Linked DNA regions of Mus musculus: all the other regions are linked to region 4. Evidence: chromatin loops called from intact Hi-C (ENCODE). Cell type or tissue: heart. All regions are shown on one strand. Links, peaks and the distances in the headings refer to the core of each region. The heading gives the core; the rest is flanking DNA. Region 1 overlaps Emsy (EMSY, BRCA2-interacting transcriptional repressor). Region 2 has its middle 16 kb from the start of Gm33720. Region 3 holds the start of Thap12 (THAP domain containing 12). Region 4 holds the start of Gm38588 (a long non-coding RNA gene). Region 5 overlaps Emsy (EMSY, BRCA2-interacting transcriptional repressor). Region 6 overlaps Gm15506 (predicted gene 15506).

Region 1 (4,000 bases), core at 1-4,000, 130 kb before region 4:
CCTTCATCTCCCAGGTCCTGGGGTTACAGGGTAAAGCATCACACCTGGCTAGATCTTAAATCTAGGCTAGTACATTAGAAAAATTCACATACAGTTGCAGCATACACATTTTTCTTAGTAGCGAACAAAACAATGCTAAAGACTAAAAGTCCACACTCCAAGAAAAAGAAATGCTTATTCACAGAGCAAGTAGAAAATGGTCTTTGAAAGCTTGTCAGTTAAAAATAAATAAGCTGTTGATTTCAACAAACAATATAGCACTTATTTTAGAAAGTAAGTAGTTTTTCTCACCCTGCTATCAGGGTAATAATTGCAAGTCATTTTGCTAATTCTCATTTTATCTTCCTGCTGATTGTAAATCAGTTTGTAAACCACTTACAATGTGTGGCTCTGATTGCCAGCCATTCCTACTTGTTTATATTTTGTTCTACCCAGCTGGTGGTTTCATTTTTAAAATTTTTATTTATTTTTTATGTGTATGGGTGTTTTGCCTATGTCTGTACACCAGCATACATGCCTGGTTTGGAAGAGGCCAGGAGAGGGCATCAGATCCTTAGGGAATAGTTTAGACAGTGTGGGTTGCCATGTGGCTTCTTGGAATCAAACTTGGGTCCCCTGAAAAAGCAGCCAGTGTTCCTAACCATTGAGCTATCTCTCCAGCCCTAGTTTTATTTTTGTATTTTAATTTTTGGTTCTGAAGATGAGACTTATGTATATATAGCCTTATACATGGCTAACACACGCACTGCCACTGAAATAATGATAGCCTTGCTTTATTACTTTTGTCTCTAGTCTCTTTTCTGTTGTGTCTATTGTATGTGTGTACAATTTTTAAGTCTTTTAGCCAGTTAAAGAGTAGTTATAGGTACTATGTGATTTAACCTCTAAACAGTTATTTTTTAGGTCTCTAATTTCTTATGTCTTATCCTTGTGAAACTAAATTACCATTATCAAAGTCAAGAAATTTAATGTAATACTGTTAGCTAATTTATAATTCATCTAGATATACTACTAAGTGATAAGTGATGTTCTCTATTGCTTTGTCTCCTAGTCACGTTCTAGCTCAGGGTCACATATTACACTCAGCTATGTGACATTGTAACTATCACATTACTGTTGTCACTTCCTTCTCTTTCCCCCTTCCTCCTCTTCTCACTGTGTAATCCTGATTAGCCTGGAACTTGATATGTAGACTAGGCAGGCCATAAATTTTAAAAAAAAAATCTGCCTGCCTCTTATGAGTTCTGGGGATTATAGACAGGTCTGGCCCTCCTCTTTGATGTTTTGAGACAGGATCTTATTCTCTAGTCCAGGCTAGACTGAAACTCATGGAGATCTTTCTGCCTTAGCCTCCCAAGAGCTCGAATTAAGTGTATGGGCCATCATTTCTGATGCCATTAGCATTCTTTATTCTCTTTTGCCCTAGATAGCCTCTTAATCCTCACTTTCCCCCTTGATTATGATATTTTGAAGAGTTTAGATTGGTTACTTTGTAGAATCTTCTTTATGATTTAATTCAGTAGGAATTGTACAGGTAGATGACTATCAGCTTCCTCAGGTAGACATGATGTCTGCCACATTGATGAGAGGAATGGTGGTCACTTGGTTAGGATGATTGCTTCTAGTTTTCTCTGCTGTGAAGTTAACATATTCCTCTTTGGAATTAATGTCAGTTTTGGAGGAGGTACTCTGAGACTGTAAGTGTAGCATTCCTCGTCAGTCACTTGTCCATACATTGTAGCATCTATCGATGATTTTTTAAAGTCCATTATTCTTTGTTCTGTTCTAAGGAAGAATTGATCTTTTTTGACCGAAGAGTTCTTTTCAAGGGTTTTTCCTGTACATGCTGGATGCTTTAGTGGTTTCTAACTATACCCACCACTAGGAGGCATCTAGGCCCCGGGTTTAATTCCTGAATAGGTAGAGTAGAAAGCCTTGGGCATCTTCTTGATGGGAATCTTAATCACCCTGGCAGGACTCATCACACCATATTATATATCTGGTACTGTTTTTTATGTTAATTTTAACTACTTTGTTTTATACTTTTTGTTATTGTTTTCTTCTCTGTTGGCATCTTAAGAATAACAGGGGAATGATTAAGCTTCATGCTTATAAACTCATTTTTATTGCCTCATTCCAAAACATTGTTTCTCCTCTTCACTTTCTCCTAACATTTTTAGACTTTTGTTTGAATATTGATAGATAATAAGTTTGCCAAGACTATTAGATGAATAACATTTTTGCCTGTGTCACTCACTGAAACCCAGATGATGTGTTTTCTGAAGCTACTTGCCTTCTATCTTCTCAAATAGCTCTTCCAAGTTTTCTTTCTCACTTGTAAAGTGAGGTAAGTATCCTTATTGGTGTTCAGATTTTTTTAATTTTTATTATTTTTTTTACTTATATCCAGCTTTATTTCTAAAAGGTTGTGGGTTTTGTTTGTTTGCTTGCTTGCTTGCTTGGTTTTTTGAGACAGGATTTCTTTAGCCCTGGCTCTCCTGGTACTAGCTCTGTAGACCAGGCTGGCCTTGATCTCAGAGATCTGCCTGCCTATGCCTCCGAAGTGTTGGGATCAAAGGTGTATGCCACACCGCCCATCTAAAAGGTTTAAGGTGGATTGAATATAAGATTCTATTAAGCAAACCAGAAGAGAACAAGGAAGTGAATTGAGAGTAGACATTTAAAGGAGCAGAACATGAGTCAAATTTGTAAATAAATGTCATAAAGATACAGTTTTAATTAAGAACTCAGTTTCTGGCATTACTTTTTCTTAAGAATCATGATCTTAGGAGGCCAGAGTGAAGGTTTTGTTTTTGTTTTTGTTTTTGTTTTGTTTTGTTTTTTTAAAAGCAAACATGGGTCATATAAAATGTACTTTTTGCAGAATTTCATTAGCTAACTTATTTGGTAATTTATATTATTAAAGGTGAAAACTAGGATATCTAATACATAATATAAAATGTTTCCCAGTGATTTTGACCACAGAACCCTTTTTTTTGCAGAAAATTTTGTGGAATTGTTGTTCTCTATAACATTGGGACAATGCTTCAGAGGAAAGGCTTATATTCTAACACAGAAGGACTATAGACAGCTCGGCCTTAGCTCGGAAGAGATGGCTTAGGGAGGTTAGACATCTGGGAATCGTTGTGTGTGAAGGAGTGGGGATGGATTAGGTGGGGTTCTGGGACTGTTAGTCATGTTGTGCTCTGTGGTATAAATGAAGTGAGTTGGCCTTTGTAGGTGAGTGGACAGACAATAGTACTGTTGTACAGATGACAGAAAGATCTATTTCTACTTTATGTAAAAAAACAAAACAACTTTGTATATCACAGCTGTGCAGGCAGAACTGAAAAGGAAGTATTAGAAAGTGGCGGGTTCTCTGATGATGACTGCATGTGGAAGTATGTGAAAAGGAAGTATTAGAAAGTGGCGGGTTCTCTGATGATGACTGCATGTGGAAGTGGTAGAGGGTGGAGGAGAACATTGACTTTTAAGATCCTGCTAAGTTAGAAGTCTTATGATTATAAAAGGATGTCACAGACAGTTTATGACAAAGACATATCATACATGCCTGGGTTTGCCTTTGAGTATAGTACTAAAGTATGGATTCCTGGTACCTAATATGCAGTAGACATCTAATACATAATTGATAAAGAACCAGTAAGGAACGTCTGAAGCAGGCCACTATCCGTAAGAAGTACAAAGGTCTAGTTTAGACATGCTAATACTTTGTAGCATACATTGTCATGTTAAAACATAAAACATGTTAGCTGGACACCTGAATGCCTGCTGCAGAAACAGGAGATCAGATTCCTGGTGTCCTATGACCGAAGCATCTCTAGGTTTGAGCGTAAGCCCAAATTGTAGAAGGGGGGAGACTGTCGAAACAGTTTTTACTTAGTTCACACTTTCATTTTGTTTTTGTTTTTTTTTAATTTATGTATTATATGTAAGTACACTGTAGCTGTCTTCAGACACACTTACGGATGGTTGTGAGCCA
Region 2 (5,312 bases), core at 822-4,821, 300 kb before region 4:
TGATTACCTATTTATGAATATCTGAATTCTTTATATTCTCTTCCTTCAAAGTTAGTTGTAGTCTTTATTTGTAGTCTTTAGTTTCTGTCTACAATGAGCTATGATTCCACACTGACAGAAAGAGAATTGAGTCACTGTAACCATTCAAACTTGAAGGAACCAGGAAAGGAAGACAACACCGGCACATAACGTTAACCAGCTCTTCTGATGAACAGAGATCAGAGTCTCCCAGTCCTGGTCAAGGAAGGAATTATTTGGATGGAGTGACAGACCTCTTACTCCAAGGATGTCCACATGCTAATCCCTAGACTGTGACTACATTAGAATAAAAGAGGAATTCAGATCACTGACGGGGCAAAGCTTCAGTAACTCTCTATTTTCTTTCTTTCTTTCTTTCTTTCTTTTTTTTTTTTTTTTTTTTTTTTTAGGTTTTTCGAGACAGGGTTTCTCTGTGTAGCCCTGGCTGTCCTGGAACTCACTCTGTAGACCAGGCTGGCCTCGACCTCAGAAATCCGCCTGCCTCTGCCTCCCAAGTGTTAGGATTAAAGGCGTGCGCCACCACGCCCGGCTAACTCTCCATTTTCAATGAAATACCCGTGGCTGAGTAGCTAAGCAGGAGAAGAGAGTTCTTTAGCTCTCGGTTTTAAAGGGCAGACATCCAAACAGCTCTCTGGATGCATCACCTCCTTAGTGGCGGAAGATGCCACGCGGTGGGACACTTGTGAAAAGGCGAGATCGCGTGGCCAGACACAAGGCCAGAGAAAGGAAAGGCAGTAATAACCTTGTGGTGGCTAATCGTCAGTCAGCTTGACTGAATACAACGTCATTGTGAAAATACACATCTGTTATGTGTTTCCAGAAAGGCTTAACTGAGGATGGAAAACCCACCCTGAATAGGGGTATCTCCATCCTGTGGGCTAGAGAGCTGGACTAGGTGTTGGCATTTAGTCTAGGCTCTGTCCCACAGTTGCCTGGCAACAGCCAGGTGTGTCTGACTCTCTATAGAAGGGGCTGCTTGCCCCCTCCTCTCCCTCTTGCTCCTGCTCTGTCCCCCAGCTCCTGCTTCCCCCTCCCCATTTCCCTCCCCCCTTCTCCATGTGTTCGTGGCTGGCCTCTACTCTCTACTTACTCTCTCTCTCTCTCTCTCTCTCTCTCTGCCTTTCTCTGTCTCTTCTCCCTCAACTCCCCTCCCCATGCCCTGAATAAACTCTATTCATGCGGCTGGTCCCTCGGGGGAAGGGATGCCTCAGCATGGCCCCCGCAGAGCCACCCCCTTTCCCTACACCTGACTGCACATCCACCAAGCACATTCCTTATCTCTCTATCTTTTTATAAAACACAACACTGGGTAAAAAGGATAAAGCAGGCTAAGAACAATCACTCATGGCTCAGTTCCTGATTGCAGGCACAATGTGTTTCATACTTCTGCTGCTATGCCTTCTCCACTAGGACCGACTATACCTTCAAACTATAAGCCAAGATAAATCACTTTAGTCAATTGTTTTGACATAGTAACTAATAAGAGACCTCTTACAGGCTCTACCTCTTAGAGGTCTATCTGTAGTCAGACTTTGGCAACTTTGTGGCTTCTTATTTCTGCTGCCCTTCTCCATCCTTTTTCTAGCCCTTCAATCCCCTAACACTACCTAGGAGAGAGAAAAGGATAGGGGGTGGGGAGGAAAGGAGCGGCATTTTTTTTTCTTTTTCGAGACAGGGTTTCTCTGTATAGCCCTGGCTGTCCTGGAACTCACTTTGTAGACCAGGCTGGCCTCGAACTCAGAAATCCACCTGCCTCTGCCTCCCAAGTGCTGGGATTAAAGGCATGCGCCACCGTGCCCGGCTGGGAGCAGCATTATTGTTAGACTACTTTCTGTTGATTAGGGGCATCAAGTTCCTTGGGCCAAGTTTGATCTTTGCTGTCGGGATATCTAAGTTCTTCTTTTTCTTCTTTGAGCACAACTACTTAGCAAATTGCCGCCCACAGCAACCAACCAATGACCCATCACTACCACCACCCAATGACCCACCCTCTCCGGGCCTTAGCATTTCAATATCCTCTCAAAAGTCCCCAGACTTCCAAACACCACACAATTGCAGAAACTATCTGCAGCTGGCAAAATCATGTACCACTAGAGCACAGGGCAAATTATAGTCAGCTGCTGCGGACCGTCTGAAGTAGCCCCACATACCACACATGAGGTTAAAACGAAAACATATTCCCATAATACTTCTGTGTTTTCAAAGAAACCAAAATTCTCACTACATTTATTTTTTTAAATTTATCTGTGTTAAGTATTCGTATGTGCACATGCATATGTGTGCACACAGATGCACATGTCACAATGCATGTGTGGAAGTTGGATGACGGCTTGCGATAGTTCTCTCTTTCTAAAGTGTGGGAACGACTGAGCTGGTAAAGGCCTGCCACACAAGTCCCAGCATCCATATAATACCAAAGCACTGTGATCCAGATCTGTAACCTCAGGGCAGACAGAGATAGCTCAAGTTTTGGAACTCACTGGCCAGGTCCCCTAACCTAGTCAGTGAGCTCCAATGTTCAATGAAAATCCTTGTCTCAAAAAACAGAAAGAAAGATAAGGGAAGGCATTCCATGTTAACCTGCGACCTCCACACCCACAAACACATATACAAAGATGCCAGTGGCTGCCAATTTGCCCAAAGTCAACCAACTAGAGAAAGAGGAGGCCAAGATGCCAACCTTCACCTGCCTGTCTTCAGACAGTGTTTTATCCTCAGGGCATATACTTGCCCAGCAGGGGGCACTCGTGCCCACACGCCAACAAGGCTGAAGGCTTCCTGGTGGGACAGCCCAGAGGACAGTGGCTGGAATGTGGGGCCCTGGCTGTGCTGGGCTGTCCTGGGGGATGAGCTCTTCCTATCCAGACCTTGACTGCTACTCGCCTCCGATTTCTAGCTGGCTCAAGGTAGTATGGCTCTCAGCTGCATCAGTCTACACTGGTGGAGCAATGCAAGACTTTGTCTCAAGATTTATTCTTCTCTCTGTTGTCACCTCCACTCTCATCTGATCTGAGGGTGTCCCCGGAGTGTTACAGGGGAGGAAAGGCCGGGGGCCCCCAATTCCTTCCTGACAGATGTGAAATGGGTCAGGGGCCATCGGGGAGGTAAAGGGATCTCTAAAAATGCTTGTGCAGTTTGGGGTGGAGTAGGGCTCTGAGTGTGCACCCCAGGGACTATCCCAGCTCGCTGACAAGCAAAAGCAGCTCCCTCCCTCTTTCCCAATGTATGCAACCCACTCAGAGGCCCAGGCCACATCGCTGGCTGAGTGGGAACAACCAAGGGTCCCAGACCACAACATTTAAACACAGAGCCTAGGCTGCCCCAGGAAAACATCTAGTCTAATCTCTTCATTGGTCCAAAGAAGGGAGTTGGCTTGTCTTGGGCCACAGAGTCAAGCCAGGACTACTGCCTGATTTCGCCTTAGCTTTCTGGGAGTAAAATCCAGGCTTGTGGAGAAGCTAGAATGAGGTGCAGCTTGCCAAGCAAACTTGAGTGAGAACTAACAGCCCTCATGCATCAGGCTCACTATGTGCAGGACCCAGGACCCACTGTGTGACAGGCCTCAGGAAGAAACTGAAACCCTACAAGGGAACTTTTAGAGAGATGTGTGTGGCTGTATATATATGGACAAGGGGCTTGAGCTGTGCGTTTAAGACTGGCGGGCTTTTCTCTGCCAGTTTTATACCTTAATCTGTTTAAATGCTGGGAATCAGAGGCTCAGAGAAGTCAATGGACTCTCTCAATACCACACAGTGGAGAGTGGCTAAGCTCAGCCTTTAACTATCTGGCTGCAAAGTCCCCGGCTGCACCTCTCCACACAAGACTGTTGTTGTACATCAGCATTTCAGCGACTCTGACCCATACACTATTCCAATTTGCAGCACCTAGGCCCAAAGGAGTGAGTGGCTGAGAGGTCTAGGAGGCCCCAGAGGGAGGCTAAGGGGATCTAGATGTAGGACATTCATGGGCCTCCCAGCTGGCCCCTGTGTGGTATACAACCTGAAGATCTATAAGCATTCCCACACTCCGGGATGTAGGGCAAATCAAACCCAACCTCTGTGCCTTCTCTACCCTCCCTGCATCCCCTGCAGCAACTCTCCCCCCCCCCCCCAGCCTCTCTCCCCTGCAGTTCCCTGCCTGGCCTCTTTGCTTCTACTTTATAGGCTGGGCAGACAGGTCCTCAGGGGCCACCTGCCTGGGGCTGTCTGAGCTCCCTGTGTGGGATGTGTACAGAGCCAGCTTTCGAGTGGGGGCAATGGTCCTTGAAAAACCCAAAAGCATTCCTTGTCAATGTGACGTGACGGCAAGGATCAGTGGGAAAGGGTGGGAGGGAGGATTGGGTCATGGGAGAGAGCAAAGTCTAGCAGAAGCCCCTCCCATTGCCCAGCACCTAGTTGGGTAAAGCCTATCTGCACAGCTTGGCTCCTGAACCTGCTGAAGGTCAGGTGAAGCCAGGGACTATCAGAAAGCCCTAGTAACTTGCCCAGGGCACACAGCAACACTGAAGGTCCACTGAGCATGAGAGCCAGCTCCATCTGAGGCCTCCTTCACCACACTGTCCAGCCCTTTTCTAGCTCATACTGGGGCACAGGGGCGGGGGAAGGCTCAAGGAGGCAGGCAGCCCACCTGTCAAGCGCACCGAGGCACTGGGATGTTGGCAGGAGTGACTGAGATGTCTTCTGCTGGGCGGGGTCATGGTCTGCAGACACTACAGCCTGTTGGCCCTGTGAACAGGACTAGGAGGCCCACCTGGGCCAGGTGGGGCCGAGCTAAGGCCCATGCCCTGGATGTAAGGGGATCTCAGCAGAGCCAGAGAGATGGCAGCAGGCTGGACTCTCCTGCTTCCCAGCCCTGCTGAAATGGGAGTGTTGTAAAATGTGGTTCTCTGAGCAAAACAGCTGCCATCTTCCTCAATCAGCTGTGCCAGCTTGCAATCTGCCACGAAGAGCCAACTTGGTGCCTGTTGACATTCCCTCAGAGAGGGAGTAGAGAGTCACTGGGTCTTTGCCTGACAATCCAGCCTCTCCTATCAGCCACTTATATGCCCTTCTGCCCTAATTGCACATGGCCTCAAGGTCTTGAGAGTAGCAAGACTACACAGGCTGGGGTGTCTGATAGGGAGTGCAACATCTATGTAGCCTTGGAGAACCCATCATCCATGCTGGGTGTGGATTTTCCAGGGTGGCTGCTTTGGGGTCACTGATGCGTTACAAGTAAGCCTAATAGACACTTTGGTTCCCTCTGGTGAGCTTTAGTAGAATCGTTTGGTTGTT
Region 3 (5,312 bases), core at 600-4,599, 220 kb before region 4:
ATAGTGAATTCTAGGCTAGACTGAATGAGACCTTGTCTCCAATAAATAAATTAATAAAATGAATATATTTTAAAAGGCCATCAACCACACATCCAAAGGCGATTCAAATATATAAACATATTTATAAAGAGATCTAAACCAAAACAGAAATCTATTCCAAGCATGGTGGCTCACTCCTTTGATTTCGGCACTTAGGAGACAAAAGCAGGCAGACCTCCTGCTCTACAGAGTAAGTTCCAGGACAGCCAGGGTTACATAGAGAAACCATCTTAGGGGGGAAAAAAGAGACAAATATTGATGACAATGTAGAAAAAGAGAAAGCAGCCATATGAAGTTCATTTTCACATGTGGTATGAAGGTATTTCTATTTCCCCCAGTACAGGGGACAGAACCGAGAACCTCATGCATGCTAATCAGGTTCTTTAGTGCTAAACTCCATCCTCTGGCTGAAGACATCTCTGCCTGTCCAAGCCTACCAGGTATCACACTATAAATCAAACTATAATATCTTCCGAACAGACTAATACTCCAATCTTTCTTATGTCAGTAACTGTTTTATGTTAAAAACTTCTGTAACTCTAACACTTTGGGGAGTGGAGACGGAGGATTGCTGGGGTTGGCTGAATCTGGCTACAGGTTCAGTCAGATCCTTCTTAAAGGAGGAATAGAGCAAGACACAGGATGCCCTCTGGCCTCCACATACACACACCCCATACCCACACATAATCTCAGAAGTTAGTCTTGACTCTTTTCTCTTATAAACGACATCCAAATTACTAGTAAATCCTGTTGGCTTCATCTTCAAACCTTATCTAAAGGCATCAATTTCCCTCTTCATCCTCTTCTACTGATCTGGATTATTGCAACAGTCTTCCCTTGGTCTTCCTGCTCATATCTTTACTTCCCTACAACTAACAAGCAGCCAAAAATCCTGTTAAGAACTCTTGCAGCTCTAAACTCTCCCACTTCACTCAGGATAACCACCAGAATATCTTCCATGGACAACAATTTCCTAAACAATTTCCGTCTCCCATATAAACCTCATCAGCAAGCATGCCTTGACTTCACTCTTACTGTTTCCAGATGCTTTTCCAACATATTGCACAGCTCTCCCCTTCCCCAATTCAATTTTTTTTTGTTGTTGTTCAGATTCATTATGGTGAGACTTTTTTCTGTTATGTTTAAAATAGAAACTGTGCCTCCGTTTTTTATACTTTTTTTTTTAAACGGGTTCATGAGACAAGACTCACACTACAGCCCTAACTGGCCTGGAACTTACTCTAACCCAGGCCTGCTTCAAATCTCAATTCTCCCTGCCTCCTCAGCGCTGGGATAACAGACAATGTCCACTGCTCAGCTCCCTGGCTATGCTTTTTTCTTTAATCTGCTCTGGTATATGCACGAGCGTTTTGCACTTTGAGCATACCTGGTACACAGGAAGGCCAGAAGAGGTTGTGTAATCCCCTGGAACTGAAGTCACCTAATGTGGGTATAGAACCCAGGCCTTCTGCGAGTATAAGTGCTCTTCAGCATTGAGCTATCTTTCCACCTGTTCCCTAGCTAAAAGCCCTTCCAACCCCTGCTGTATTTTTCTTCAGGATATTTTTCATTATTGGACACGGTATTATAAATATTTTACTTGCCAATTTCCCAAGACTTGAATGTAACCTCTGAGAAGAGGGATTTTCATTGGTTCATGTTACCCACTCTCATACTCTGACCAATTTCTACCAACTGTCGGCTTTCAATAAATATTTGCTCAATTAATATCATGCTATATTCAGCGCTCGTTGATAGATCTGCTCTCTCTCTCTGTGGATTAGGTGCTTTCTGCCGTCCGTGACAAAATTCACTCGAGTCTCCAGCACCTGACATGAGTACTTCAAACATGGTTAAGCACTGATTTTTAAACGAATGAGCCAACAGGAGAGCTCTGAGAACTACCTGCAGTCTATCACACTAAGTCCCTATGATTCTCAGACTACGTCCCAGATTATAAACTACCCCAAGGAAAAGTGAAGTTGCAATACCATATTCCCACGCCCTCACACTTGTCCTCTGTGGTCCCAACAACCAAGGGAGACAATGAGTAACGGTCGGCATTTGAACACTGGGTTGACAAGTCCGAAGGAGGCAGTTGTGACCTGATTTAAGATCAAAGAAAGCGGCTCGCCTCCAAACAGAAACACTGTCCTAGAAGAGACCAGTGACGCGGGGGAAGGCAGGGCCCCTGGGAACACAGCCCTGGAGAAGGGTTACTTCTTTGACAGCTAAGGAACCGCGTCGGACCACCAAAGGCGCTAAGCGCCCACTTCATCCGCCTTCGCGCCCCCGGGTGGCACCCACTGGGCCGGGTGCCCGCGAGCGCACGTGCGCGCAAGTCCCTGAAGCTTCCGCGCCCCACTCACCTGGCCGGGTCCCGCGGGAACCTGAAGAAGGCCAGGTCAGACTGCGTGCTCTTCCGTGTGCAGTTGGGGGCAGCGCAGAAGTTCGGCATGGTCGTCCGGCCGCCGGCCGGTCCAGCCCTCCCCTCCCCGCCTCGTCAGGGCAGCGCGGCCGCCCCGCGGGGCCGGGGAGGGGAGCTGGGCCGGCCGGCCGGCTCCGCAAGGCCGCGCGCGGAGGAGGGGCTGGCGCGCGAAGCCGCGAGGGGCAGGAGGGGCGCGCGGGCCGAGGCTGGGCTGGGGCCGCGGCTCCACAGTGCTGTGTGCGGCCGGGAGGATTTACCGCCGCCGCCGCCGCTGCTGCACCTCCAGCCCGCCCGGGACGCTACCGCCTCCTTCCCACAATGCACCCTGGCGCTGGAGGGTGCCCTCTCTTCCCTCAGCTATCCGCCCCCGCCCTCTTCGCAGGCGACCGTCCCTGCGGGCGGGCATGCGCACTCGAGAGGGTCGGGCCAGCTGCGTAGTCTCAATGCACATGCGCACAACCCAACCCGCGCAAGGAAGGAATTGCGCATGCGCTGTAGTCTCCCCGGGACTGGCGAGCGCAACCCCGGGTTATTCGGGTAGGTTTGCTGTGTGCGGGTTCCTGCAGATCCAGGGCAAGCTAGAACGTTACTTCACGGCTGCGTCTGCCCGGCTTGTGTAAAAGTTGTCACGGTTCATGCGTCCATTGCGTGAGTCACCGTAGACTCTTAAAGGCAACAGATTCGGGATGACCCTTGCGATTGCTTTGAAACAACTCGCGGGTTGAACGCAAACATGAGTTGTAGAGGATTTAATTTTTAACCCGTTTTGCCTTCCGGTTACTCTGTGACCGAATTAGTGCTAGATTGCTAGCCGCACACCTTGACTAGACGCTAGGGTAAAAGCTCAGAAAAGCAGTAACTTCCTTGGTGGTTTCCAGAGAGGCAGGAATAGTGCAATGATTAGGCCAGCAGCACCCTAGAGATTTTTACCTCAGGCTTCTCACAGTCCTGGCCTGATAACGTTCCTGTATGGTTTTGTTTCAAAATGAGTGGCCGCTATTTAGAACAAAGTATCAAATTTTGCGTAAAATCGAACACGTCTGCAAGTAAGACCCACCACTTTTGAAAGAAGCGTATGGGGGTGAAGTGGTGTCGAGGGCTTGAGTATTTGACTGGCACAAAAGGTTTAAAGAAGGGTGGGAAAATGTCTGAGATGATCCATGAAGTAGTCGTCCAGTCACCCACAGAACGGATGCAAATATCCAAAAGGTCACGGACTTTGTGTGAACAAGCAGTTAACAGTGAGAAGGATGGCTGAAGAAATTACATTTAGAGAAAGAAACCATTAGATTCATTCTGAAAGGAAACCTGAACACGAGAAAAACGTCTGTCAAAGCTATAGCAAGTATTTTGAAGGATCAGCCTGAACTTGGGGAAATTTGAGTGTCCATCTGGTCATTCAAAGGAAATTAAGAACGCTAGTTTATAGGTGAGGGAAAAGAGGACAAGTTCTGAGATGTGGAGTTAGCTGCAGCAGAGTGCTGATGAGGAAATGGCTCTGCCTGTGTAGAATCCCAGAAGTCGGGCCCCTGCCAGCCACCTTCTGCAGGGAGCATGCTCAGAGAGTAGGAGATCTGACGACTGCTACGGTATCAGACATGGAGATGCAGCGTTTGGAGTTTGCCCAGCTGGTTTCCTGTCTTGCTATTGGGATTACAATAAAGTGATTGGATGAATCTCAGAAGAGACTTTGAACTTTTTTTTAAAAGATTTTATTTATTTATTTTATGTATATGAGTACGCTGTAGCTGTCTTCAGACACACCAGAAGAGGGCATTGGATCCCATTACAGATGGTTGTGAGCCACCATGTGGTTGCTGGGAATTGAACTCAGGACCTCTGGAAGAGCAGTCAGATCTAACCATTGAGCCATCTCTCCAGCAACTCTGAACTTTTAACATTGTTGAGCTGCTATAGACTGGGGACTCTGGAAATTAGACTAAATGTATTTTGTATTATGCTATGTTTAGCTGTGGCCCTTATAGCCTCATATGTTTGAACAAGTCTGTGGGGGCCAGGGAGTGAAATGTGATGGTTTGTATGTGCTTGGCCCAGGGAGTGACCCTATTAGGAGGTGTGGCCTTTAGCAGATGTGTAACTGTGGGTGTGGGCTTAAGACCCTAACCCTACCTGCCTGGAAGTCAGTCTTCCACTAACAGCCTTCAGATGAAGATGGAGAACTCTCAGCTTCTGCACCATGCCTGCCTGGATGCTGCCATGTCCCCGCCTTGATGATAATGGACTAAACCTCTAAACCTATAAGCCAGCCCCAATGAAATGTTGGCCTTTTTAAGACTTGCCTTGGTCATGGTGTCTGTTCACAGCAGTAAAACGCTAAGACACCCAGCAGTAGTCAAACAGCAGCAGGATGTCTCAGGTTTGGGGGAAGAGGAATTACCGCCCTAACTTAGTCCAGAGCAAAGCACTTTGAAATGGCTGTGCACCGTCAATGAACACGACAGAGATCATAATGACCTAGGTGGCAGAAGAGTTCCCACTAACTCTGAAGTGCCTGCTTGCTGTCCTGTCCTGGACCTTACTTCACAGCTCTCTTAGGTTCCTAATTCTGTACACTCAGATCCAGCCATGATCCCATATCTCAGTGTTTTCTCAGTGCCCTGCAGACACTCATTTTCTTGTCTAGCTTGCTCTTGGTTCTCAGATTCCCTGTTGTTTGATTCTGGGCCACCCTTCCAGGTGTGTCTGCTTTGGGGCTTTGGTTTGGTACGCATTTCCACTCACACAGCTCTCTCCTTTCTGATTTTTGGGCCCGTGTTCCTGCCCATGACTTAAGCTGTGGTCCAGACATGTGGAGCAGAGAGTTCTTCAGCCCTGGCTCTAAATT
Region 4 (5,312 bases), core at 684-4,683:
TCAACGTATGGCTCACATCTTATGTGTATGGAGGGACAAATGTTCCAGCTCCCCCAAATCCTTGTTCGTACACCAGAGATGTGGACAAAAGTCTCCTTTCTGTGTGTACACATATACACACTCAGACACACAGGCACATTTGTAGACACACTCATAGGAACTGGGCTGCCATCTTCAGGGCCCAGAAGTAGATTTTCTCACTGTTAGTCCACACAGGAGCCATGTGTCTTTTACTACAGCTGATTCCCTAAGGTACAAAAGGGAATGGGGGGGGGGGAAGACATGTTTTGGCATCAGTTAGATAGCAGCAGCCGTGGAGATCCCGTGATTAATCCAGACAAGGAGGCCGGGCTATGTCAGGGGATGCTTGCCCTTCTCCCCGAAGCTGCTCCTTTTCAGACCTGTGATCTCTCGGAAAGCCCTGGGCGTTGAGGACTCTGCTCTCTGGTCTCTTCCGGGCTGGGTGGGTGGTGCCTGCTGGCTCTCTCTCTCCTCTGAGCGGCAGGCAGGCAGGACACCAGGGTTTGAGGTCTGAACTCTTCCTCAGAACAAACTTGATCCTGTCTGCATGCATCCCGTAGGTGTGCCCAGTCTCCTGGTGGTTAGCTGTGCTGCCTGCTGGCAGATACGGTCCCGAGGAAGAAACATTTAGATAGTTGCTCTCCCTGTGTGTTTTTCCCAGCAGTAGGGACAAAGCCCTAATTCCCAGCTGCCTCTTCCCAGTCAGACTTAGAAGGGAGCTGACTACTTTCCTGTCTTCCCGCTCCTCACTGCTGCCTCCGGCTCCTCAGCCTACTGAGCCGGATCACAGCCTTCAGGCCAGTGTCACCATGGATGGACTCTGTCCCTGGTTCCCTCGGCCACTGGTCTGCATCCCTCCCTAAGTCTTCCTTCTCATATCTCCCTCCTCCCGTCTGAACCCGGAGCCTCTTCTGGGTTCTCACCCTTTCCCTAGGACAGCTTCCTAGTCCAAGGCCCCCTTTCCTGTTCCTATGTCCCTGTGGCAGCCATGGGTCGGGCCACTCCCTGCTTAAAGAGCTATGATGTCACTGTGGTGGGGCTCATACCACCCCTCCTGTCTTTCCTCTCTCTTGGATTGTTCACATCATCTCACAGATCACACAACCACACATGTCCTCTGCCCCCCTCTCCTTCCTGCTCTTTCCAGCCTGTTTGGTTATCGCCACCAAAAGCCCTTTCCAGTTCCCCACTCTCTTTCCTCTCCGGCTCCTCCCTCTCTGCTTCCCTCTTCCCCACCTCCTCCCTCTCTCATGGAAAATTCCAGAGGCGAAGGCTGGAGGAACTTCCTAGGAGGGCTCCATGCTGACCCTGCAAAAATGGCCCAAAGGGGTCTCGAGTGTCTGTATTCCTTGGGCTCAGGAGCCAGGGAAAGGCCACCGAAGGAGGGACAGGAGAGACACTGAAGGGGCTACTGCCGCGCACAGCCGCATAGCCGCACAAGTCTGAAGCATCCTAGGTCTCTGGCCTTCCCTTTGCTCTCCCACAGCCTGACATACTATTAGCTGGAACGTGGCCTCTGTCCTCAGCACCCTTCTTAGCCCTTCTATTCATGTATACATCTGTTCATGGCATTGCCCTAACCGGTTCCTTTTCTGGCTTCATCTCAGAATGCTCATGTTTCCACTGTTGGGCTTTTCCCTCTCCCTCCCTCTCTCTCTCTCTCTCTGTATGTGTGTGTGTGTCCATGTCACCTCATTACTCTGTAGCTCGTGAGGTTGCCAGGTTGGTGTTAGAGTTGGCTTTGGAGTTGAGGTTCAGTTCTGCGAATAGGGTGGCCGGGTGACCTTGACCCCAGCCTGAATACCTTCATCTAAAAAGATGGCTCCTACTTACCTCGTGGGACTGTGGAGAAGATGGAGTCCCAGACACCTCATACACATTAATTCCCTTTTTGTGTGACATGAAAGGTGCTCTACAGCTACGTGTGAAAGCCTCACAGTGTTTCCAGTACCAAGCCTTTAAGGAGCCCAGGCCTTAGGGTTGGGGGAATGGCTAAGTCAGTAACGTGCTTGTCATGCAGCAGAAAGGCCTGAGTTCTGACTCCCAGCACTCCACAGAAAGGTCGCTGTGTGGCATGCACCTCTAAACCTAGCGATAGGGAGCCTGAGACTGGAGCTCATTGGCTAGCCCAATCAGTAAACTCTGGGTACAGTGAGAGACCCTGTCTCAAAAACTAAAGTGAAGAACAATCAAGGAAAATTCAGCATCAACCTCTGGCTCTATTTGCATGCACACATACCTAAACACAATCTACATACATGTATACACTCATGCACACCTGTACACATGTGTGTACACACATGGGCACACACACACACACACCTGGCTAGACCCTGCATAGTTGAGAGACCTGGTCTGTAGATCTAGGGCTCAGAAGAAAGGCCAAGCCATCAGTGGGAGGCCACTAAGTGTCTCGCTGTCTGTGAATGGGACAATCTGGCCTGCCTCCCAGGAGAGGGTGCAATAAGCCACGGGAGCCAGGGAACGTACTCTAAATGAGCTCGACCTACTTGTCATTTGGTAGAAAGTGTGACTAATGAAAGGCCAATGAACCCTTTAATACATACCTCCCGGTGCCCCCAGGCCTTCTGTGTGGTGACAGGACACTGATTCCTCGCTGCCCTTCAGTGGTCAGGTGGAGTCTCCAGGCAAGTCGATACAGTTAGTTAAGCCTACCACTGCCCTCCCTCTTCCAGCCGGCCAGCCAGGTCACCAGCCTGTAACTCAGAAAGCCTGTCTGCTTCTGGAATGCCTTGCCTGCCCCCTAGTGGATGTCCTAAGATCCATCTCTCTGAGACTGGCACCTTGAACAGGACATGAGTGAGGGTCAGGGAGAGGGGTCGTGTAGACCTCAGACCCTTCAGGAGGGAGCCAGGATTGGACTGGGGACCTTGACTTCTCATTAAGGAGCAGCTGACCCTCTCCCCAGGACCTCCAGGCTGTCCAGAGACTGTGTAGGCGATGGACAATCCATGTGTCCCTCTCTGCAGTGTGTAACTGCCTCCAGCTTAATGTGGCTTCTCTTTTCTTTTGAGCAGTGTTCCCCAAACATTGGTATCCTTACACCGGTGCTTACTTAACAACTGTAGCTGCCTCTACCTCTTCTGCCACATTAAATTCCTTCTCTGTTGACCAGAGACTCAAGTTACAAGAGCAGGGCATAGACCTGGCCCTGCTCAGGAAGCCCCAGGTCTCAGATCAGTACAGCCAGAGTGGCTGGGAATGAAAATCCATGGCAGATATCTCTTGCATAACACTCAGGGGTGGGACAAAGGCTCCAGGGAAGGCTTGGAGGGCTTCCTGTAGGAAGTGGCAAAGAGCGAGACCTGGAGAGGAGGAATCTGTCAGGAGAGGTGGTAGCCAAGGGTCTGGAAAGAAACACCAGGCTGTGCATGACTGCAGTTGCTGTGGGGTTGTGAGCAGAAGCTGTACAAGAGAGGCTAGGGCAGCTGACATGCCACAGAGCCTAAACCACTGGACCCTGAGTGGGCATCAGTCCAAGGAAGGATCCCATAAGAAGTCTATGGGCTCCTTGGCTTTGTCACTTTGCGTATTTGCCCACTCACTAATTCAGTCCCTCACCTGCCTCTACTTGGGCATCAGGCTAAAGGAATGAGCTGGAGAAGGCTGCTGCCCCAGAGCTGCCAGCCATAGCAACTGTTAGCTCATTCAGAGGAGGGGTGGGGAAGGTTTATAGCAACAGGAGGAGGCTTCTTCAGATGGGCTTTGATGGGTATGTAGCAATTTACAGGGCGTTGGAAAGGACTAAGGTCATTTAGGTAGACAGCGGCAGGAGCAAAGTTGGGGTATCCCGAGGGGCCTGGGGAAGAGTAGAGAATGTGCCACAGCAAATGATCTGGGGTTCTGGGAGCCTGTGGTGGAGCAGAAAGATGCAGAGCCTGGAGGTGAGCTAAAGACTCTGCAGTGTTCCAAGTCCACTACCCCAAATCATGCCCAATTGCATGATGGGGGACTGACTGCTTCCAATCACCTGGCTCCACCAGGGACCCCTCTGCTGAAGTATGACCCCCCCATTTCCTAGTGAGGCTGGAATGGTTCTCCCCTGAGAACCCACTCCCAAAGGATGGGAGGATACCTAGGCTGGTGGGACAGAGGGACATCTCAGTCACCAGCTAAAAGCCAGCATAGGACTCTGCCTGAGTGTGTGAGCTCATGTAAGACACCAGGCTGGCTTCTCTCCAGAGCCACTGTGCCTGGCTCCAAAGGCCCCACAGCTCTCTAGACGAGAGCCTTGGTCCTGGAGGCAGACCCCTGGGAACATACTGGGGACTGTGGCTTTTTGGAGGGGGGCTTCTCTAGTGCTAGGAGGCAGGGGTCAGGGAAGGGAGAGGGCACACTACCCCCTCCAACTCTCCATCTCCTGGTTCATAAAATGGACAAACAGTTCCTTCAAGGGTCGTGGGCATGGTAGAGCTAAAGACAGGCCTGACCATGCTGAGCAGGCAGTATGCAGGGCATAGTGGGGGTACAGCCCACTCCCCAATTCTGACAAAGAAGTGTAGGGCAAGGGAACACCCTCAGAGGGGCCAGCTCACATAACTACTTGTGCTTAATTGGCAAGTTTTAGAGCCAGGGTCCCACTCCCCACCCCAAACCCCAGATTCTTCCAAAGGTGTCTGTGTGCAGAAGTCTGAGAACAGCTGCTTGGGCCACCAGTGGGGACATCTCCTTGGTGACCAGCTGGCTGGCTGCTCTCCTGTACTGCTCAAGTGTGAAAGCCTATAGGTAAAGCCAGCTACACTAGAAATGGCACATACATGGGCATGCACAGACACATGTTATAGGAAATACAAAGGTGAGCTGCACGGTGCTCACAGCAGGGCTTACACAGACACTCAGATTCAACCACACACATGCTGAAGCCAGGCTTGCAGCTCTCCAGGCTCACAGATACAGTGTCACCTGCACTCAGAAACACAAAACACAAGTGCATAGACACAGAAACTCATAGACAGTGCTTGCATGACACAGTGACAGCTCACATAGGCTCATTGTGTTCTGCCTGCAAGGCTTCACAGAGATTCATGGGTCAGGTCACTTACATGTGTACACCCTAAGTCATAGCTGTCCCATATCCTGAGTTTGGGTGGCTTCCACTTCCTGACCCCCCTTGGATTGCACAAGAGCCCACAAGACAGTAAAGGCATCTGGCCTCTGTAGTGAAGTGGGGATGGAGGCTCAGAAACCTGTGTGATGGTCGAGGCTACGCAGCTCGCAGAGGGAACACCAAAGCCCAGGTGAAGGCAGTTTCCATGTGTTTGCCCATCATG
Region 5 (5,103 bases), core at 1-4,000, 110 kb before region 4:
CCACAGTTAGAGTTGTGTGGGATTTGAGGTGGGATCTAGCATTAACCCTGACAGCTGTGACCTTGAGGACATCTCTTACCTCCTGTTTCCTCACGTGTTACATGGAAGCTACAGTTTCCACCCAACATTGTTACAGATGCAGTAGGATAACGTGTGAGATCTAGCCCAGTGCTTGTCATGGAGGTGGTCCAGGACATGCCAGCTTTCTATGCTTGGGGGGGGGGGGGGGGGGGAAGGACACAGTCTCCTCTTGGCTTTTCCACTATAAACATTCTCTTGTGAATCTTCTCTTCCAGGCCATTCCCCAGTATGCTATTCCTTGTCACTCCAGCTCCAATGTGGTGGTGGAGCCCAGTGGGCTTCTAGAGTTGAACAACTTCACCAGTCAGCAGCTAGATGACGACGAGACAGCCATGGAGCAGGACATAGACAGCAGCACGGAGGACGGGACTGAGCCCAGCCCCTCTCAGAGCGCTGTAGAACGGTCCTAGTGTGCAGACGCCGGAGTGCACTTTAGAGCCTGCGTGGTTACCAAATGTCCAGGGAAACTTAAAATTTGTTATAGTAAAAAAGAAAAAAAAAAAAAAGAAAGAAAGAAAAAAGCACTTTGCTCATATTTAGGCTGGGGACCTAGAAGCATTTTAACAAAATTAAACTCACAGAGGAATGTACTTTAAAAAAAAAAAATAGAAAAAGAAAAAAAAAAAAGCAGAGGAAACGATGCACCCCATGGAGCCCGGCACCTTGTTGGTGCTAAGCAGCGAGAAGAGACTTTCCTGTGAGTGGTCCTCGACTGCTTTCCACTGAGCAAATACCACCAGAGAGTATGAAAAGGAAAAGAAAGGAGAATATGAAGAGTTTGTATTTTTGAAATGATGTATCTGAACAGTTTTTCAAAAATTGTGTTTGTTTTTGCAAATCCCTGGAGATGTTGATTTGGCTAGCATTTTACATTTGCTCAGTTCATGATTAGTTTATGAATACCTAGGGAAGTCCTGGCATTGGAGTCCTTGCTGGACGGTAGACATCAGTCAGGTTGCTGCCTGGGCAGTTTGGGGTGGCTTGTACATGTGCTCCTTGGTTGTATACTAATTTATTGTGGAGTTCCACACTTGCCTATTTATTTAATGTAAATGTTTTGAAGCAGGCCGAATCCCTTTTCCTACATGTCCTGGGAAGCTGGATCCCTGGCCTTCCCACCTTCCCACCCCCTCACCCCCCTTTAAGAAGACGGATTAGAGAAGATTTGGTCCGGAAGCAGAGGAAAAGACATTTCTAGCCCAAAGGAAATGCTCAGTGGTGTTCCTGAAAATGAGCTCTGCTCATTGGATGCTTTCTCGACACCGACGTTGCACACCCGTGTTGGACTGAGACTTTGAAAACAACTTTGACTTACTTTGGTTTAAATCCTTTGAAATGTATGAAAATGTTCACTTACAGTTCTAAATGTAATGTTTTTAAGTTTTTAATTTTTTAGGGTGCAGTTTGTTTACGTGCAGGTGTGGTCTTGTGATTGCTGTCTATCACAAGTAGAGTGAAGGGTAAGGGATGGGAGGGTAAGAATTTTGACAAGCTGTGGCAAAGGAAACTATACCTTTCATTTTTAAAAAGTGTAAATAGAAAAGTTTTTAACGGTTTTATATGAATTTCACTATAAATAAGCATTTTAAGACTGACAAATGTTGAACTGTATATACATTTATCAACTTAACTGCCCAGTTTTTGGTGCTGAAGTACTGTAAGTAGAATTTATCAGTAGCGTCCTAATTTCTGTGTCTACACCTGGGGAGAAGCTGTGATGCTGTAGTTAATCAACTTACACAAGTGCTTACACTTGTGTAACTTACACTGATAATCTCGGCAGGAGCATCCCTGAGACACCTACCTTGTGGTGGTGATTGTCCCCATTTCTACTAGGTGAAAGTTACTCACCCATAGATGGAGCTCTTGGATAGCATTTTATTGTACAAATGTGTTTCAACAACCACTTTGTGACTGTTCCTAGCTAAGGGGAAATTTAACTTCTCTTGGGTCATAGACATCTTTAAGAAGCTGATTATTCTATGAACTCTCTCACCAAAAAAATACACATGCCAGGACACGTGTTAAGATTTTGCATACAATTTTAGGGACTTAAGAACTCCCAAGACCATCCATGTATTCCAGGTTAAGCCTTCTGTTATGGTCAGCTCATTACTTACAGGTGTAAGTTTTTATCAAATAAAATATCTTTTGGATACACATGGATCAGGAAATAAGAACAAACTTGAATAAGTTATGTTCCATCTCTACTATCAGCATACCATGTCCGTGTTTTGAGAATATAGCCTCTCTGTGCTCCAGCAGGTTAAATGACAAATGAGTCTACTTTAGTCTGCTTTTAAAGAATCACTTGTGCATATATATTTGCACACATACATGAATATCAAGTAAGATTTATTTTTTTTCCTTTGAATGGTTCTAATGCCAAATAGAGCATGATTTTATGAACAAATAATATTCACTCCTATTTTATGTGCCAGGTAAGGCTCTAGCCACCAAGGCTATTACAGTGAGGACATGGGAAATCCTACCCAGATGGAGCTTACAGGCAAGGCTTCCTGCTCGTGAAGGAAGGGGGAGCAACAATTCCAGAGTTCTCCTCTTTTTTTTAATCAGCACATATTCAGCATATGTAGTGGTTTTGTCTGTGTGTGTGGAGGACAGAGATCAACCCTGGGGTTGTTGCATAGAGGCCATCTTCCTGATTCCTGGGTTGCTGTTTTTTAAATTACATTTTTATGTATTTTATTTTTGTATATATATGTGTGTGTATGTATTCATTATGTCTGTATACATGTGCAGGCTGGAGGACAACTTACAGGAGTTGGCTCTCTTGCCACCTGGGTCATGGGAATTTGACTCAGGTGTCAGGCCTGGCAGCAGGAGGCTTTACCCACTGAGGCATCTTGCAGGTCCCCACCTTGTTTTTTGCAACAGGGATCTGGAGCTTGCTGACTAGTATAGACCTGCTGCCTGCATAGATTTGCTGCCTAGCAGGTCCACTTCCCCAGTGCTGGGGTTATAGGCACAAGTCATGGCCTGGCTTTTCATGTGAGAGCTGGTTTCTGTTTGTGTGGCAAGCACTGTACTGACCTATCTCCCCAGGGCCAGCACTGAGTTTCTTAGACATTCTCCAGGTTCCCCCCAACCCTTATTTTACATGTGTGAGTGTTTGGCCTATACATTTCTGGTGCACCATATACATTCAGTGCCTACCCATGGATTCCCTGGGACTGAAGTTACAGACAATGTGAGATACCATGTGAGTGCTGGGAATTGAAACCAGGCCCTGTTAGATCAGCTACCATGGCTCTAGATGACTCTTAACTACTGAGCCATCTCTCCAGGCCCTTTCTTAAGTGGATTGACAATGACAGAACATGTCTGGATCCATCCTTAGACATGCTTTTGCTGAAGTTGATAGCACTATTTCTTTGTTTTATGTTTAAGTCCATAAATTAAAAGTAATTGCAAGCTATCTCTGAAGAATATTTAGAGATAATGATGTACTTCGGCAAAGCCATTAGAATTCTTTTCATGCCGGGCGTGGTGGTGCACGTCTTTAATCCCAGCACTTGGGAGGCAGAGGCAGGTGGATTTCTGAGTTTGAGGCCAGCCTGGTCTACAGAGTGAGTTCCAGGACAGCCAGGGCTACACAGAGAAACCCTGTCTCAGAAAGGAAAAAAAAAAAAAAAAAAAAAAAAAAAACCAACAAAAAGAATTCTGTTGATCATTGAAGATTTGGTTTTGAGTTGGAGATGCAGCTCAGTTAGTAGGATGCTTGCCTGGAATGCTCAGCTCTGAGTTTGATTCTTAGCACCACAGAAAAACTAGGCAGGGTGGTGGATGCTTATAATTCCAGTTCTTGGGGGTTGGAAGCAGGAGAATGGGAAGCCACAGTCATTCCCTACCACATAATACATTTGACCCCAAATGTATTATCTCAAAAGAGATTTGGTTTAAAGTAAACTAATAAATACCTACTATTGCAGGTGTACCTTATGGTGAATTTTAAAGACTCCTCTTATTTTTTATTTATTGGTTTTGAAACACGTGTCATGTTACTATGTAGCTTTGGCTGACCTGGAAATCACTGTGTAGAAAGGCTGGCCTTGAACTCACAGATATCCAGTTTTACAGAGTACTCAGGCCATCTGCTTACACACATGATGTGTGTGGCTCAATGGTTTCTAGGATTTATCACAGACAGGGCACCCATTACCAAAATCAATTTTAGAACATTTTTATCCATCAGTGAAAGAAAGTACCTCTGACAGCATTGTCAGCACAACCACTTCTCTAGCCCTAGGGCACCATCCGTCTTTCTGTCCCTGTGGACTTACCGCTCTGGGTGCCTCATTTGAATGGAATACAGTAGATGGTCTTTCATGATGGCTTCACTTGGTGTCATATCTCAGGACTCATCCCTGTTGGAGCAAGTATCAGTGCTCCCTTCCTTATGGCTGTTCCTACACATGGCTGCATCACTTTAAAAATCATCAGCTGATGGACTCATGTTGTCTTATTTCTTAGCTCCTTTGAGCCTATGTTGCTGCCAACTCGTGTGCACCAGTTCTGCTCAGGTTTCGGTTCTCCTGAGTAACTACCTACCTTTGACCTTTTAAGGAACTGCCAAGATTGTTTGCCACAGAGACCAGGTGTTTTGCATTCAGTCTAGCTCTGCATGAGGGCTTCTTGCCAACACTTGCTATTGACTCTTCTAATGTAGCCTCCCCAGTATCTATGTGTAGTGGTACCTCACTGTGGTTAGGACACGTTTCCCTGATAGCTAGTGATGAGCATTTTCTATGAGCATCTTGGCCATTGGTTTGTCTCTGGAGAAGTATCTCTCCAGTCCCTCTAGTAGTTTTATAACTTCAGTTGGGAGTGTGTGAAGTGTTAGAAGTATTACTAGCATTAGAAGAAAAGTTTTTCTTCACCATTAAAATGTGTTTGAGTTCTTCCTCTCTGGTGCAGCATTGCTTGAAATTTAAACTGCATGGTGTCAGAGTTGAAAGCTTGCTCTTTCAATGCATTGCTTTCTATGGTCCCCACAGTAGG
Region 6 (5,312 bases), core at 820-4,819, 220 kb before region 4:
TTGTGACTTGGGGGAAAAAAAACCCCACAAAGATGGTAGTCTCCTAAATTTTGTCCCTGTCTGAGTGATTGAAATGACAACATCAAGATGAACGTAGTATATGCCTGCAGTCCCAGCACTAGGAGGCTAAGGCAGAAGTGTGGGTTCAAATCCATCCTGGGCAACATAGTAAAGACCCTATTTCAAAAAAGAAGGGGAAAAAGGAAGCTCTCTCATTTGGGAAGAAGGGTTGTAGTCCTACATCCTGCTTTCTAGAGTGTTCTTTCAGATCCATTTCCTGTTCTCAGTCCACATTTGCTGTGGAGATGTCTGGAAGGATCTGGATGGAAAATGACTTGAAGACACTTAATAAAGGAGCAGAGTGCTGCTGAGGAGCTGCCACTGTGCTGCACACACTGCTCAGACTGCCTGCTGTTTCCAGATGTGCCGCCAGCATGTCTCACTAGGCTCTGGGGACAGTGTCCCAGGTCCCAGGTTTCTCAATGAGCAAGAGCCTGTTTTAGCTTTTGAACTGTGTGCCTGCTCACACTGCAGTCTCCAGGTGAAGCTTCAGTTTGATCAGCCCTCCTCAATTTTCTAGGCTTTTGCATCTTATCCTAGGCAGCCATGCATTGTTCTGTGATCTCTGCCTTGTCTGATCCTGGTAATGTGGTACCGCTTGTATCACACTTCACCCCATAATAATACCTACAAACAAATCTGATGGGGGCCCTTCCAAGGACCCACTTGGGCCTAGTGCAGTTGTCAGCAGACTGTATAGGAAACACTATATTTTGTGAGCCATCCAGTTTCTTAGTACAAAAGCAGACAGAGCTCATATGGAAACATGAGTGTGGCTGCGTTCCAGTGAAACTATAAATGGATCTTGGAATTGGAATTTCATAGTTTTCATAAAATATTTTGATTTCTTCCCCCAGTCATTTTTAAATTCAAAAAAAAAATTTTTTTTAAAAATGGGGACCAGAGGCAAAGAGTGGTAAACCACATTAGCCTGTGGGCCGAAGTTTGCATGTCCCTGTCTAGTGTGCATAAAGTATGTATAGAAGAATGACAGGTGAGTGATAGTTTTCCATTAATAACACTGTCCATGCCAAGTCAGTCTGGCATCGTCTCACAACTTACTCTCTAGAAAATATGGCACATTGGAATGAGTGTGAGGCCAGGAGAACACAGGCTTGGCCACATACAGATTCACAAAATGAATTTTTTTTTCACTAAAACTTGTATTAAACAAACTACCATCTACATCATTCCTGTGGTTTATCTCAAAACCTATTTGGCAATTCTGAAAGTGATGTCATGTTGCAATGAGCAGTAAGGAAGAGAACTTCAGTCATTCCAGAAATGACTTGACCGTGGGCAGCGTTTGAATCCATTGATGTCATCACCTATTAAAGCGTGTGCTGTAGAGGTGACAAGATTCCACCACAGTATATTTTTTTGCAAGCGTATTAAAAAAACAAACAAACAAACCAATTGTATAAGTACTTTTGACCAGTGCTAGGGTGTGCCCTTTTAGATGAGTCTGTTTGTATTTACCCTAGATAGAGCTTTACTGTTGCCTTCATTGGGACTGTTTTTCCATTGCTGTGGTAGACTTTCAGGACTGAGCAGACCTTTACAAGACTAATCAGAAAGTCAGTGTTTCCCAGGATCCAGAAGTGACCAAACCCTGCAGCAGCCATCTGAAAGGAGATTCTGTGTTAATTCACTCAGCAGATGTTTACTGAATGGTACATATGCCACGCACTGTCCTCCAAGTGCAACACAGCGGTGGACAGAAGCGCTCCCAGCCTTGGATTTGGCCGTCTGACATCTGATTGTCTTCCTGTTGAACTCTGCTGTCTCGTGTGCTCACACTAACTCACTGTTAACTGCATACCTGGAGATAGAGATGACCCTTGCCATAGGCCTCTGTGCCAGAAGTCACTGTGCCTCTCCAGCTTCATTAATAACCCAAGGACTGGATGTTCCACTTAAATTTTATTATCCTTTACATAGATCCATATTGGTAGAAAAAAATATGCTGGCAGTGTTGGAAGTGTAAATTGGCAACAGCTTTCTGAAAGGCAATTTGGCACTATCTGTGGGGAGCTTTAGAAATGTTTGTGTCCCCTGATCCTCTAAGTCCACTTCTGGGAATCTGTCCTAAGGAAACAGTCTAAAATACGGGCAAAATTTATGCTTAATAATCTGAAAGTCTAACAGCAGAAATTGGTTAAATAAATTACAGTCTGACTATAATAGGCTAGTATACAGTCATGCTAATGAAGAGTATTCAACAGCTTAGTGGAAATGCTTGTGATGTTTAAAAAGATAAAAATTATATGCATAAATTTTAAAAAGTTGGGGTGTTTTGTTTTTTAAAGATTTATTTATTTAATGTGTGTGAGTGCTCTGTCTGCCTATACACCTATGTACCAGAAGAGGGCATTAGATCCCATTACAGATGGTCATGAGCCACCGTGTGGTTGCTGGGAATTGGACTCCAGATCTCTGGAAGAGCAGCCAGTGCTCCTAACAGCTGACCTATCTCTCCAGGACCCCCCACCCCTGCCAAGTTTTTTAAGTGCCTAGAAAGGATTTGTCAACTCTTGAGTTGTTGACGTTTATATATCTTTGTTTATATGTTTTTAAAATATTTTCTCTAAAATTAGTACAATTAAAATAGCATCAAAATTTAGCAGCTGAGAGATTGAGGCCCCACCACTAGTTTGGTTCATGAATAATTAACTGGCTTGGTCACATGGAGGCTGCATGGTATTGTATTGGCAGCCAAAGTGGGACAGAAAGGAAAAGGACCCATGTCCTAAAAGGTTGTGATTGAGACCTCTCAAAAAGCCAATGTGGTTATGAACACACAAGTGGCACATTTCTAGTATGTGGCCCTAGGGAGGAGAAAAGGAGACTTTCTGGAAAGTCTTTGAGCCTTCCTCAGAGCTTTAGTGCTAAGAATAGCTTTCAGTGTGCTATTGATATTAAGTCTGCTGGCACCCTTAGGACATGCAGGGAGCATGGCTTCGAGCTGTAATATTTGTTTTACATTGAGAAGACTACAAAAACATAAGACATGTAACATTGTGACTTAAAGAACTCTTGACATTCAAAAGTGTCACTTCATTGTTGTCTGGAATTACTGTACATGATTATGTTGGGGTTTTTTATGTTGTATTTTTTTAAGATTTATTTTTAATTATTTGGGGATGGGTGGTTATGTGCATATGAGTATGGGTACCTGTGGTGGGCAAGGTGTAGTGCAGAAGGGGAGGTCAGCTTCCCTGGAGCTGGAGTTGTGAAGAGGTGGTTGTGAACTGCATGCGGTGGATGCTGGGAACTGAACTCAGGTTCTTGGCAAGAGCTGCAAGCCCTCTTCACCAGTGAGCTGTCTCTTCATCCCCTATACTGTAGAGTTTTAAGTAACAACAAACTATGGAGTTAATGTCGCCCCAGAAATGAAACTAAAATGTGCATTTTGTCATTGCTTCGGTAAAATGAAAATATTTGCTGTATCACTTTAGTAAGCTTCCAAGCCCATAAATGAGTACACCACATAAACGGCCATGATTTAGAGGTCCTCGGGCTATAGATTCCGTGAACTGTACGAGTTCCTCGGTGCCTAAGTGTTATTCCTGCTGTGTCTAGAAAGAGTAAGGGTGGGGCTCAGGCTTTGCTTCTGGCTCCTCAGCTGGCCCTGGACTGAATGGTGTATCTGCACCCAGAGTACCCGTTTGTAAGGGGAAGAATACCATAGACCTTGTGCATTGTCCATTTCTCCATTCAACAAATACTCCGTGCTTATACAAGCCTGTCACTGTTCTAGACAGATATGGTAATACACAAAAAAATATGTGTGCACATCCATTTACGTGGGGGAAATGAGTCAAAAATAGAGCACCTTTATGCGACTCTTGGGCTGAATAACACGAGGCGCAGGGCAGAAAGCCTGGCATGTAGTTCAGTGCTCCATTGTCTTACAGCTCCTAGGTACTCTACACCACGGTAGAAAAGCAGCAAAAAGTGTGCCTCATTCATTACAGCATTCAGTCTCTGACTAGTTACTACCTAAGCCACTTTTATCAAGACAAATTCTTACACGTCGTGTGATTCTGACTGTACTTCTAGAGTGACAGATTAATCCAGGTGGGACCCAAGTCCCTAAAGGTGACCTTTTTTGGAGCTAGTTGTTAAGAGTCTTTATATGGAGCTAGATGGCAGGTGTTAGGTCCACAAACTCAGTGTTGTTGTCCTCTAAGCACTACCTGTACAATCATTTTAATAGTTGTCCTTTTTAAGAAAAACCACACTCTAGACACTGGAGAAGCAAGCAGTACTTAAAATGCTAGAAGAATTGACTACAGTGTTGTTATGGGAAACAAGGGTGACAAAAAGCCAGGAAAAAAAGATTTTAACATGTGCTTTGTTGATATTTTTGCTTGTTGAGATTTAGAAAGTTGAGAAATACAGAAACAGACAGAAGTTTGCCCCTGGCACTGGAGGCCTTCCTCAGCCCCATATCTGCCTCAGCTTCCTCCCTCCCAATTGTCTAACAAAGAGCCACTTACTGAATCTCTTTGGGATTGGCCTGTAGACACAGACATAGCCCTTGCCCTTGGCTACTGACTAACATTGTGGGATGAAGGAAAATGACCAACTCTGGAAGGTATACCCACTGTGGTTCTTGCCTTAGCAGACTAATCTTTCCCAGAATAAAATTATCAGTACCCAATTTTTATAATACAAAAAATAGAAAGTTGGAATTGCTACATTTAAAGTAACTGTATAAATAAGAAAATGGATGTGAGAAGGCAGAGTGCACAGTGAAATGATAATTGTTAAGCTCGTGCCATTACTAGTTCCTCTTAAGTAGTGCAGCCCCCAAGCCTTGGCCACAAGGAACTGGTTTGAAATATTACCTCCTGGAAGAAACTAGACATAGGCCTCACTTAAAGAAAGAGGTGCTGATGAGACGGCTCATCAGGTAAAGCCAAGCCTGATGACCTGAGTTCAGTCCCTGGATCCAGGGACACTCCCACGATGGAAATAAAGATCCAACTCCCACGATGTATCCTCTGACTCTATGTGTGGGCCATAGCATAAGCATGCCTCTACACACACATGGGGCTAAAAGAACCTAATAAGTAATAAAATAACCTAATAAGTAACTTCAGAATTAAAGCCCAGATTAGATGAGCAATAGGCCCGGGGAGATTGGACAACTTCTTGAGTCACACACCTGCTTGATGGCAGAGCTAGGATGATAAAGGAGCCCAAACTTAGCCAACTCAAGCCAAGCCAGGGAAGTGATTTTTGCT

The links. A loop is a pair of places that touch in the nucleus more often than their neighbours do. Peaks named below come from ENCODE experiments on the same cell type or tissue, not always from the same donor. Only the 100,000 strongest peaks of a DNase experiment are listed, where the experiment ranks them.
Region 1: a loop joins it to region 4, with 5 times the contacts of the local background. A loop is called at or near these places in 29 of 42 quality-filtered maps.
Region 2: it touches region 4 in a loop (8-fold over the local background); 7 of 42 quality-filtered maps call a loop at or near these places.
Region 3: a loop joins it to region 4, with 3 times the contacts of the local background. A loop is called at or near these places in 19 of 42 quality-filtered maps.
Region 5: it touches region 4 in a loop (5-fold over the local background); 31 of 42 quality-filtered maps call a loop at or near these places.
Region 6: a loop joins it to region 4, with 7 times the contacts of the local background. A loop is called at or near these places in 20 of 42 quality-filtered maps.

The regions. Positions count from the first base shown.
Region 1 is chr7:98,605,251-98,609,250 of GRCm38, reverse strand. The region is part of intron 14 of Emsy (EMSY, BRCA2-interacting transcriptional repressor); the gene reads left to right. Among named protein-coding and RNA genes, the nearest start is that of Emsy, 49 kb to the left of the region's middle. In heart, for the core only: CTCF peaks have their summits at 521 (motif pointing right) and 1,877; no DNase peak of the experiment used is centred there.
Region 2 is chr7:98,776,618-98,781,929 of GRCm38, reverse strand. No RefSeq gene overlaps it. Among named protein-coding and RNA genes, the nearest start is that of Gm33720, 16 kb to the right of the region's middle. In heart, for the core only: a CTCF peak has its summit at 2,775 (motif pointing right); a DNase peak (open chromatin) is centred at 2,779; H3K27ac peaks cover 929 bases.
Region 3 is chr7:98,700,575-98,705,886 of GRCm38, reverse strand. Thap12 (THAP domain containing 12) reads right to left here and starts at 2,640. Exons shown (of 5, transcript NM_028410.2): 1 at 2,409-2,640. The coding sequence starts at 2,497. It overlaps Gm15506 (predicted gene 15506), which reads left to right and starts at 2,959. Exons shown (of 1, transcript NR_144495.1): 1 at 2,959-5,312. It also overlaps the pseudogene LOC108167485. In heart, for the core only: a CTCF peak has its summit at 2,765; a DNase peak (open chromatin) is centred at 2,876; H3K4me3 peaks cover 3,532 bases; H3K27ac peaks cover 2,650 bases.
Region 4 is chr7:98,478,671-98,483,982 of GRCm38, reverse strand. Gm38588 (a long non-coding RNA gene) reads right to left here and starts at 2,718. Exons shown (of 3, transcript XR_869808.1): 1 at 2,589-2,718; 2 at 402-618. In heart, for the core only: no CTCF peak of the experiment used is centred there; DNase peaks (open chromatin) are centred at 1,182, 1,932 and 2,662; H3K27ac peaks cover 1,499 bases; H3K27me3 peaks cover 1,146 bases.
Region 5 is chr7:98,586,078-98,591,180 of GRCm38, reverse strand. It overlaps Emsy (EMSY, BRCA2-interacting transcriptional repressor), which reads left to right. Exons shown (of 20, transcript NM_172280.2): 20 at 297-587. The coding sequence ends at 491. Among named protein-coding and RNA genes, the nearest start is that of Emsy, 68 kb to the left of the region's middle. In heart, for the core only: a CTCF peak has its summit at 1,929; no DNase peak of the experiment used is centred there.
Region 6 is chr7:98,694,842-98,700,153 of GRCm38, reverse strand. It overlaps Gm15506 (predicted gene 15506), which reads left to right. Exons shown (of 1, transcript NR_144495.1): 1 at 1-5,312. Among named protein-coding and RNA genes, the nearest start is that of Gm15506, 5.4 kb to the left of the region's middle. In heart, for the core only: a CTCF peak has its summit at 2,419 (motif pointing right); no DNase peak of the experiment used is centred there.